2 separate regions of the Homo sapiens genome follow, and region 2 is linked to region 1. A link is an interaction called in ENCODE POLR2A ChIA-PET data of the cell type or tissue named here. Cell type or tissue: B cell. All regions are shown on one strand. Each heading gives the region's core, and the rest is flanking DNA. Links, peaks and the distances in the headings are about the cores only.

Region 1 (4,384 bases), core at 284-4,283:
TTTGAGAGGCTTCCTAGGGCCACATCAGCTCTCTGGACTCCACTCAGAGCGGTCTGTCACTGCCCTGTGTTTCATCAGCAGTATCTAGACCATTAAAATCTTCCAAGGATGAGGCCAGGCACAGTGGTTCACACCTGTAACCCCAGAACTTTAGAAGGCTGAGGCAGGAGGAGTGCTTGAGCGCAGGAGTTTAGAGACCAGCCTAGGCAACGTGGCAAAACCCAGTCTCTACAAAAAAATACAAAAATTAGCCAGGTGTGGTGGCACATGCCTGTGGTCCCAGCTACTCAAGAGGCTGAGGTAGGAGGATTGCTTGAGCCCATGAGGTCAAGGCTGCAGTGAGTTGTGTTCACGCCACTGCACTCCATCCTGGGTGACAGGGTGAGACGTTGTCTCAAGAAAAAAGAAAATCTTCCAAGGGTGAATTTTATGGTGTGTGAAGTATATCTCAATAAAGCTGTTACGAAGTTGGGGGAAAGCTTCCAAGGAAGCCAGGTTCTCACCTCCCAGCCACCTTCCTCCAATAAGTCTGCAGCCATCATCACTATTTAAAAGAGAAGTGTCTTTCTCCCCAGGCTCCATACCTGCATTGCTGTCCTTTTCCCACTGTTCCTCCCCCAATGAGGCCAGCACACGTGGTGTGTTTAAGTAAACAACCAACCTTTACCAGAGCCTGGGGAACTGGGAGTACAAATATTGTTGAGGGCATCCCAAGTCCACAATGCCAGCCAGGTCCCTATGTCCCTTGTGTTCTTGTGTCCCTATTGTCGTTTCCCTCTAGAGAACTAAAGTACAACCTCCAGGACCTCATTACCTACAATTACAACAGAAAAAAAAGAAGGGTGTAGAAAACACAGGGACTTAGGAAAACTGTCACTGACCTTCCCTGAACCTCACTTTTTAGGCCCATAACAGATGCACTGTTTAAGTGTTCATTGCATGAACAACGAAAGGATGCCCACCTTCCAGGGGCTTGAGAGGATCAAAAGGACAAAAAACTGCTTTATAACTCAATCATGCTATGTACATATAAGAGGCTACAATTAATTATTTTTACTGTTTTACCCTGTATCTCCTCCCCAACCTAGGTTATCCCTTCTTAAGAACCTAGTTCCAGCCCCAGCGTCATGGCTCACGCCTGTAATCCTAGCACTTTGGGAGGCCAAAGCGGGCGGATCATCTGAGTCCAGGAGTTCGAGACCAGCCTGGCTAACATGGTAAAACCCTGTCTCCACCAAAAATACAAAAGTTAGCCAGGTGTGATGGCGCACGTCTGTAGTCCCAGCTACTCGGGAGGCTGAGACATGAGAATTGCTTGAACCCAGGTGATGGAGGTTGCAGTGAGCCCAGATTGCCCCACTGTACTCTAGCCTGGGCAACAGAGGGAGACCCTGTCTCAAAAAAAAAAAAAAAAAAAAAAAACAAAACAAAACAAAAAAAAACCACCTAGTTCTTTTCCCTGAAAAGACCCCATGGGCCTCAGGTAACCCTCTCATGGGCACTGCCTAGAGAGACTTTTTCTGGCATTGACTCAATGTCTCATCAGGGGTGTCCTCCAACGCTTCTCTCCCAGCCTGTTCTTTGTGTCCTTTCCACCACACTTTTCCACAGGGCTGTCCTCCCAGCCTGAGTAGGAACACCCCTCCACCAGCTGTGTCTTCTCAGCCCTTTTTGCCAGGTCTTTTCTGAGCAAACCGCGAGCTCACAACCACCCCAGTCATGAAGTTAAGCCACTGTGTGCTGAGATGTCTCTGCACTGTCTTCTCTTTTATCCTTGGAAAAAACCCCAGGGGACCCTCCTCCTCCGCTCACATTGACTTCACCTGTTCTGGGGCAGGGCCATGCTTGCCACACCAGCCCACAGCTGTCTGTGTCCCTGGCCCTCCCACCTGCCCCCTCCCCAGCCTCCCTGCCCTGCAGGCCTGGGCCAGGTTCTGAGTGCCTTTGTCAGGCCTGAGAAGGAGCCTCTGTACATGTCCCCAGTTGCTGCTGTCACTCTGGGAGAGACGTCTGGCCGGGTGTAGGGAGAAGGACAAAACAGGTGTGGCTGCCAGGGAGGGCAGGCCAGCAGAGCCACAGGACTGAAACGCCCTTTCTTCACAGACCGAGAGCTGCCAACTTCTCAAAGGCCTCCCTTCAGCACAGTTCCATGCCCTCTGCAGAACTAGTCCCAGACAGACTTCCTCACTGGCTGTTCACTGGAGCTTGGCTTCCCTGTGTTGTGGCAATGGGCCAAGAGGAACAGGAACTCCAGAGACCCAATGTGTGCAACAGGGCATGCTTTAAAGCACTGATTTTAAATGAAAACAAATACTGATACATCATGGACTAGAATCCAACATTCATGCTTATGGGGGTGTACAGGTTAAGAGCACAGGCTGAGACCTGAGTCCAAATCTTGGCTCACACTAGCTTGATGACCTTCAGCGAGTTACTCAACCACTCATCTGCAAAATCGGAATGATAGTAAGAGCTTACTTAAACAGTGTCTGGCACACACTAAGTCTTTTATAAGTGTTGGCTATCATTTTTTCTCATCTATTTCCTTGCTTCTGGTTTTGCACACTTTACCATCCACACTGCCATCAGAGTGATCACACCTCTCTTCAGTAGCTCCCATCATCTACTGCATAAAGCTGAGACTGTTAGCTAGACTGTTAGGCACCTTTCCCACACGATCTGGCTCTGCCCCACTTCCCAGCCTCAGCCCACATGGCTAAACAACCTGAAGTTCTCCAAGATTCCTGCATTCTCACCCTCATATCTTCACACATGCTCCTTCTCTCGCCACCTTGATCCCCACATTATCCCACACCCAGATCTCCCACCAGACTTGACCTTAATGGCAGCTCTTCCAGGAAGCGTTCATTGACTCCTCCAAGTAGAGGAAGGACACTGGAGTGTATACTGTTGGAGCCCCAGATCTACTTTGTAAAGTTGGTACAATGTCCCCCAGATGCTCTGAGTGTTGGCTTTCAAGGACTCACAGCTACCCCATTCTCAAAAGGGGCCTTTGGTGGGACCAATTCAATAGTGGTGCAATTCATGCTCCAGCAGCAACACACACCTCCTTACTTGGCTTCTTCCCCGGCTCTACCCTGCTTCCCTTCCTCCCTTCCTCCAGAGACAATTTCTTAAATAAATCCCATGCACCCAAACCTCTGTCTTTGCTCCTAAGGACCAGACAGCCACTCTGTTCCCTAAACTCCCATGGCATCCTCTGTTTATCTTTACTCCATCACCTGCACATTGTTCTACACCTGCTTATTGCAGCATATCTGGAATCAGAGTGCCATCTACTAGGATGGGAGCTCCTGAAGGGCACAGCCTAGATCTTCCTCACCTTAGTATCCCTGGTAGCTATACAGTGCCTGCACATGGTGGGTGCTCAGTGAATGCCTGTTGATAAATGCATGAATAAAACAGTATATGTGAATATTTAAAGTAAGCAATACAATGTAACAGATTGCTGTTACTTTTATTACTGTTCTATTTCATTGATTCTAAGATACACATTTCCTCCATTTTAACATCTCTGAAATCAGGATGCATCTTACAATTGATAGCCTGTATAGTTTAATTAGCAGCACTTCCTCTTCCATTTCTTTTCTTTTCTTTTTTTTTTTGAGATGGAGTCTAGCTCTGTTACCCAGGCTGGAGTGCAGTGGTGCAATCTCGGCTCATTGCAAGCTCCACCTCCCAGGTTCATGCCATTCTCCTGCCTCAGCCTCCCCAGTTGCTGGGACTACAGGCAGCTGTCGCCATGCCCAGCTAAATTTTTTGTATTTTTAGTAGAAACGGGGTTTCACCGTGTTAGCCAGGATGGTCGTCTCAATCTCCTGACCTCATCATCTGCCCGTCTCAGCCTCCCAAAGTGCTGGGTTTACAGGCGTGTGCCACTGCCCGGCCATTTTTTTTTTTTTTTTTTTTTTGAGATGGAGTCTCACTCTGTCACCCAGGCTGGAGTGCAGCGTCATGATCTCAGCTCACTGCAACCTCCGACTTCTGGGTTCAAGTGATTCTTCTGCCTCAGCCTCCCAAGTAGCTGGGATTACAGGCCTCGCCACCACACCCAGCTAATTTTTGTATTTTTAGTAGAGATGGGGTTTCGTTATGTTGGCTAGGCTGGTCGCAAACTCCTGACCTCAAGTGATCCGCTGGCCTCAGCCTCCCAAAGTGCAGGGATTACAGGCGTGAGCCACCACTCCTGGCCTCTTTCTTAGCTGTATATAAAATAACACTACATCTTCTAATCAATGGCTTCTTAGGTTCAGTGGTGTATGGTATTAGTATTATCAATAACTATTGAGGCTCAGTCTCCTAAATTCTGAGGCCTGCACTGCAAAGCCCACAGAGCTATGATGCCCATTATCTGAGCTCAGTA
Region 2 (4,384 bases), core at 144-4,143, 530 kb after region 1:
TGTGACAACACTCAGCCCCTGAGCTCGGTGGTGGTGGGAGGGTTGAGGATTCATCTTTCCTTCTCCACTCTCAGCTCTGGCAAGGCAGAAGGGGAACCATCTCTCCAGACTCACCTGTAGAAAGCAGCAGGCTCCGCATTCACCCGAATCTGCATGTGCTTGAACCTGGGCGGACCAAAGGGAAATGTGTGCTGACAACAGGGAGTACTGGCCTCACTCTTGTTGGAGTCCTGGATCACAAAGACCGCCCAAGCGGAGCCCGGCTCTGCCTCAAAACCGTGGCTGCCTCAGTCTGACCCTTTCCTGGACTGTTATGGGGTAGAAAACCCCAGGGCTAGGTGGTGTGGCAGGAGCTCTGCAGAGACAGGGCTGCCCCTCAGCTTTCTGCAGAGAGGACAGGGGTATTCCTGCTCACAGCATCTCCTCCTCCCAGGGCCTGGCCCAAAGGAGGGGGACAAGAAGCACAGGGCAGGCACTGGATCCATTGGCTGCCACACCCAACTGATCCAAGACAGGGCGGTTATGCCAGGGCAGTGAGAAGGCCAAGAGATGACAATGACGATGGTGATGGCCAGGCAGACACGGTTCTCAGACCTTCTCAGGTATGATTTCATTAATCCTCCTAATCCTCTCAGTAGGCAACGGTACCATTTCCACTTTAGAGACAAGAACATTGAAGCTTGGAGAGGTTAAAGACCTCTCCAAGATCACACAGCTAGTAACTGGCACAGCTAGGATTTGAACTTAGGCAGTTTTACTCCAGATCCCCTTCCTTAACTATTATGCCCCAGCCCAGAAACCTCAAGTGAGGGAGACACACCTAAAATCTCCCTCCAGCTTCTCCTGATGCACCAGCTTCATCACAATGGGGCCCATCAAAGTTTTGTTCACCACGGTCCCCAGGATGAAATACCCGAAGATGCTCACAGGCCCGAGCCAGCCTGTGCTGAAATAGAGAGAGAGGGAGAGAAGGGAGAGGGTGTGGGGTGCCACCTATCCCCACATGCCTCAGCCCTGACTCCTGTTCCCTCTCAGGTAGCCCCTGTCCAATCTGAGTGGCCCAATGGGCCCTCTGCTCCTATGTGGGGGCATCTGGTATGAGCTCTCAGAGCCAGGATATCTGTGACACTGCAACACAGGGCCAAAGGAAGGGCAGGGGCCTGAGCACGTGGGATGGGTGAGCACGTGGTAAGGTACGGTGGGAGAGAGGGGAAATAAGCTTCTCTTGGACCTTGACCTGGGAGAGCTGACTGAGGGCCCTCTGGGGAAACACCAGGCTGGGGAGGAGGGAGGCTTCACCTTTGGAAGCACTGGTAAGTGTAGTAGACGAGGGTGAACGGGGAGATGATGAGCTTGCTGGCCATGCTGCTGAGCTGCCGGCAGAATCGCTCCACGTCCTGGCTGATGCGCTGGTCCCTGGAGCCAATGACACAGAGTAGCTGGACCCAGGGAGATGGGCCCAAAGGTAGAGAGAACAAGAAACTTTCACATCACCTCTGCTCTTGACCTTGCCTCACAGTGCTGTGAACACTGACCCTATGGGAAGAGGGAACCAGACAAGGCTGGTTTCCTAGGGGCAACTAAATCCCAGGGCCTTTAAACAGGGTTCTAGAGAGTTGCATCTTACGGTGCCTTAGTTAATCCCCTGAAAAAGTGGGAACTGAAAGGTCCAGTACCCAGGGGCCTGAGCCAGCTCTGAGCAGAGCCAAAGAAAAACTTGAAGGTAGATGAGCTGTTTTGGATGATCAAGAAGACTATCCCCTTTATCTCAATCCTCCCAAATTTCTCTTATATAAGCCCTAGCCTGGCCCCTTTAGTTATCTGGCTGTGAAAGCTCCAGGCTGTGAGGCACACCTGTAGTCCCAGCTACTCAGGGGGCAGAGGCAGGATGGAAGCCATAGCCATCAGAAAGAGGCCTAGAAGTTAGGCAGCAGCAGCAGCCTCCCACGCATCTTTGCACCAAAGCTAAGCTTGAGCTGAGAGGTACCCCAACCAACAAAGTGCTTGCTAGGAAGGTGGTGAGTGAGGGGATGGGTGTGAAGGAGACCCCCTATGTCTCATCTCACCACTAGGGCCATACTGATTCCTATTCCCAATGAGTGACGTGACCTTGGGCAAGTCACTTGCAATCTCTGGGCTTCAGCTTCCTCATCTGTAAAATAACAATAGCTAACTTACACTGAAACACTTGCTATGTGTCAAGCACTGTACATGTGCATTACATGAATGATATTTCATCCTCACTACACCCTTTGAGATAGGAACTATTATTGTCCTCATTTTACAGAAGGGGAACCTGGGGCTTGGTGACTTTAAGAGTTATAACCTGAGTGGTGATAGAATGGAGATGTGAATCCTAGACTGAGTCCTGGATAGTGGTAATTTTTTTTACTGATGAAAATCTAAGAGCTGGTTTTTCTAGCAAGGACATTTTCTTTAGAACCCTCTAAAGAAACCCCTTAGTCTTCTTACTGGAAGACTAAGATATAAAGTATGAAAAGGACAAAAGAAAGCTGCTCCTAACATTTTTCTTTTTTTTAAGAGATGGGGGTTTCTGCTATGTTGCCCAGGCTAGAGTACAGTGGCTATTCCCAAGTGTGCTCACGGTGCACTACTCCTGGGCTCAAGTGATCCTCCTGCCTCAGCCTCCTGAGTTGTTGGGACTACAGGTGCATGCCACTGCACCTGGCAGGCTTCTTCTTTTTAGCTGCCTATTCACAGCCCTGCAGCTTCTCCAGGAGTCCTCTGCAGGGCACCCTCCCCCATGACTCTGGGCAGCAGCATTTGAAAACGACTGCAGATGATCTCCTTGGTGTCTGCCACCAGCAGTCTCCAGGGCTAGGCCAGAAGGAAAGGACCACACAGAGTGTAGAAAGGACTGAGTTGGGGCGCCTACGGGTTATCGATGTCATCCCGCAGCACGTTGAGGGTGTAGTACGCACGGCCCCGGAAGTAGAGGCGGTGAAGGTGCTCAGTGAGGTCCTTCCTCCAGCTCACATACAGCAGGTTGCAGGTGAACTGATCAAAGCTCTTCAGCTGTGCAGTGGGGGAAGCAAGGGGAAGGGAGAGATGGCTTCCTGAAAATCTCAGCTCAAAGCTCAAGGCTCGCAAGAGCCTCCGCTGACCCATCCCAGCCCACTCTGACTCTGATTACTCCGTCCACTCAGCACTTTTCTTTTTTAAATCATCGAGTCATGGGACTTTCCCTTCCTCACTCACTCACGTGTTCATTCCTTCACCAAATTTTTTTTCTCTGAGATGGAGTTTTACTCTTGTTGCCCAGGCTGGAGTGCAATGGCGCGATCTTGGCTCACCACAACCTCCGCCTCCCAGTTTCAAGCGATTCTCCTGCCTCAGCCTCCCGAGTAGCTGGGATTACAGGCATGCACCACCACGCCCAGCTAATTTTGTATTTTTAGTAGAGACGGGGTTTCTCCATCTTGGTCAGGCTGGTCTGGAACTCCCGACCTCAGGTGATCCGCCCGCCTCGGCCTCTCAAAGTGCTGGGATTACAGGCGTGAGCCACTGTACCCAGCCTCCTTCACCAAATATTAAAGGGCTTACCAGAGGCAAGACCCTCTTTCTACACTGTCTTATTTTGAGAGTAGATGAGCTTCTGAAGATTGGAGACCATATTGTCGATTCCATTTATGTTCTTACTCCTTTGTCCCCCAAGCTTGGGACAGAGATTTGTATGCATAGGTGCTTACTGACCGAAGACCCAACAAAAGTGGCCATGGTACGATGAGCAGTGGCTTCCCCAAGAAAACAGGTGGCACAGCCTGGCAGACAGCATTAGGCTTGAGTTCTGGTACAGCCCTGAGTCTCATCATTTACCATTTCCAGGGCACCTATGTGCTAAGCACTAGGGACATTATGAGCTCACAGTTTAGCCAGAAAACAATTACAAGCGTGTGAGGAGTGTTACAGCGAGGTAAACTCAAGGAATTCGTTAAGTACAGAAAAAGGGCAGAGTTTGGTGGAGGAGACACAAAGGAGAAAGCTGAGAAAGACTTGAAAGAGGTGACAACGGAGGGATGACGAAGAGTGAGCAGGTGGTAGCCCCCCTACTGAATGAGGGGTAGGGGAGGAGGCCATTCTGCAAGAAAGCACTGTTCAAAGGCTGGGAGGTGTGACATGGTGCCAGGGTGAGTCACAGCCTCGGTCCCGCAGAGGAGGAGCAGCAGCTCTGGCTGCTGAGCCGTTTTAATGAGCTGCCGGAAATAAGAGTTCTAGGAAGGAAAGGGGCAATGATCAGTTCTGCTAAATGCTGAATTAAACCAGAACCTGTGGCCTGGGCCCAGGAGTGGAAACATCTGAGGAATCAGTCCCACGTGGGCCAATAGCAAGATCAACGTGCTTAATAAAGGCAACTATCCCTTTA

The links. Peaks named below come from ENCODE experiments on the same cell type or tissue, not always from the same donor. Only the 100,000 strongest peaks of a DNase experiment are listed, where the experiment ranks them.
Region 2: POLR2A ChIA-PET joins it to region 1 with 5 read pairs; 3 of 35 experiments call an interaction of 5 or more read pairs at or near these places.

Annotation. Positions count from the first base shown.
Region 1 is chr14:73,762,942-73,767,325 of GRCh38, forward strand. It overlaps a transcript of MIDEAS not described here. Among named protein-coding and RNA genes, the nearest start is that of MIDEAS, 4.8 kb to the left of the region's middle. In B cell, for the core only: no CTCF peak of the experiment used is centred there; a DNase peak (open chromatin) is centred at 2,210; H3K27ac peaks cover 3,243 bases.
Region 2 is chr14:74,295,034-74,299,417 of GRCh38, forward strand. It overlaps ABCD4 (ATP binding cassette subfamily D member 4), which reads right to left. Exons shown (of 19, transcript NM_005050.4): 4 at 2,897-3,036; 5 at 1,300-1,416; 6 at 821-946; 7 at 115-165. Among named protein-coding and RNA genes, the nearest start is that of ABCD4, 5.7 kb to the right of the region's middle. In B cell, for the core only: no CTCF peak of the experiment used is centred there; no DNase peak of the experiment used is centred there.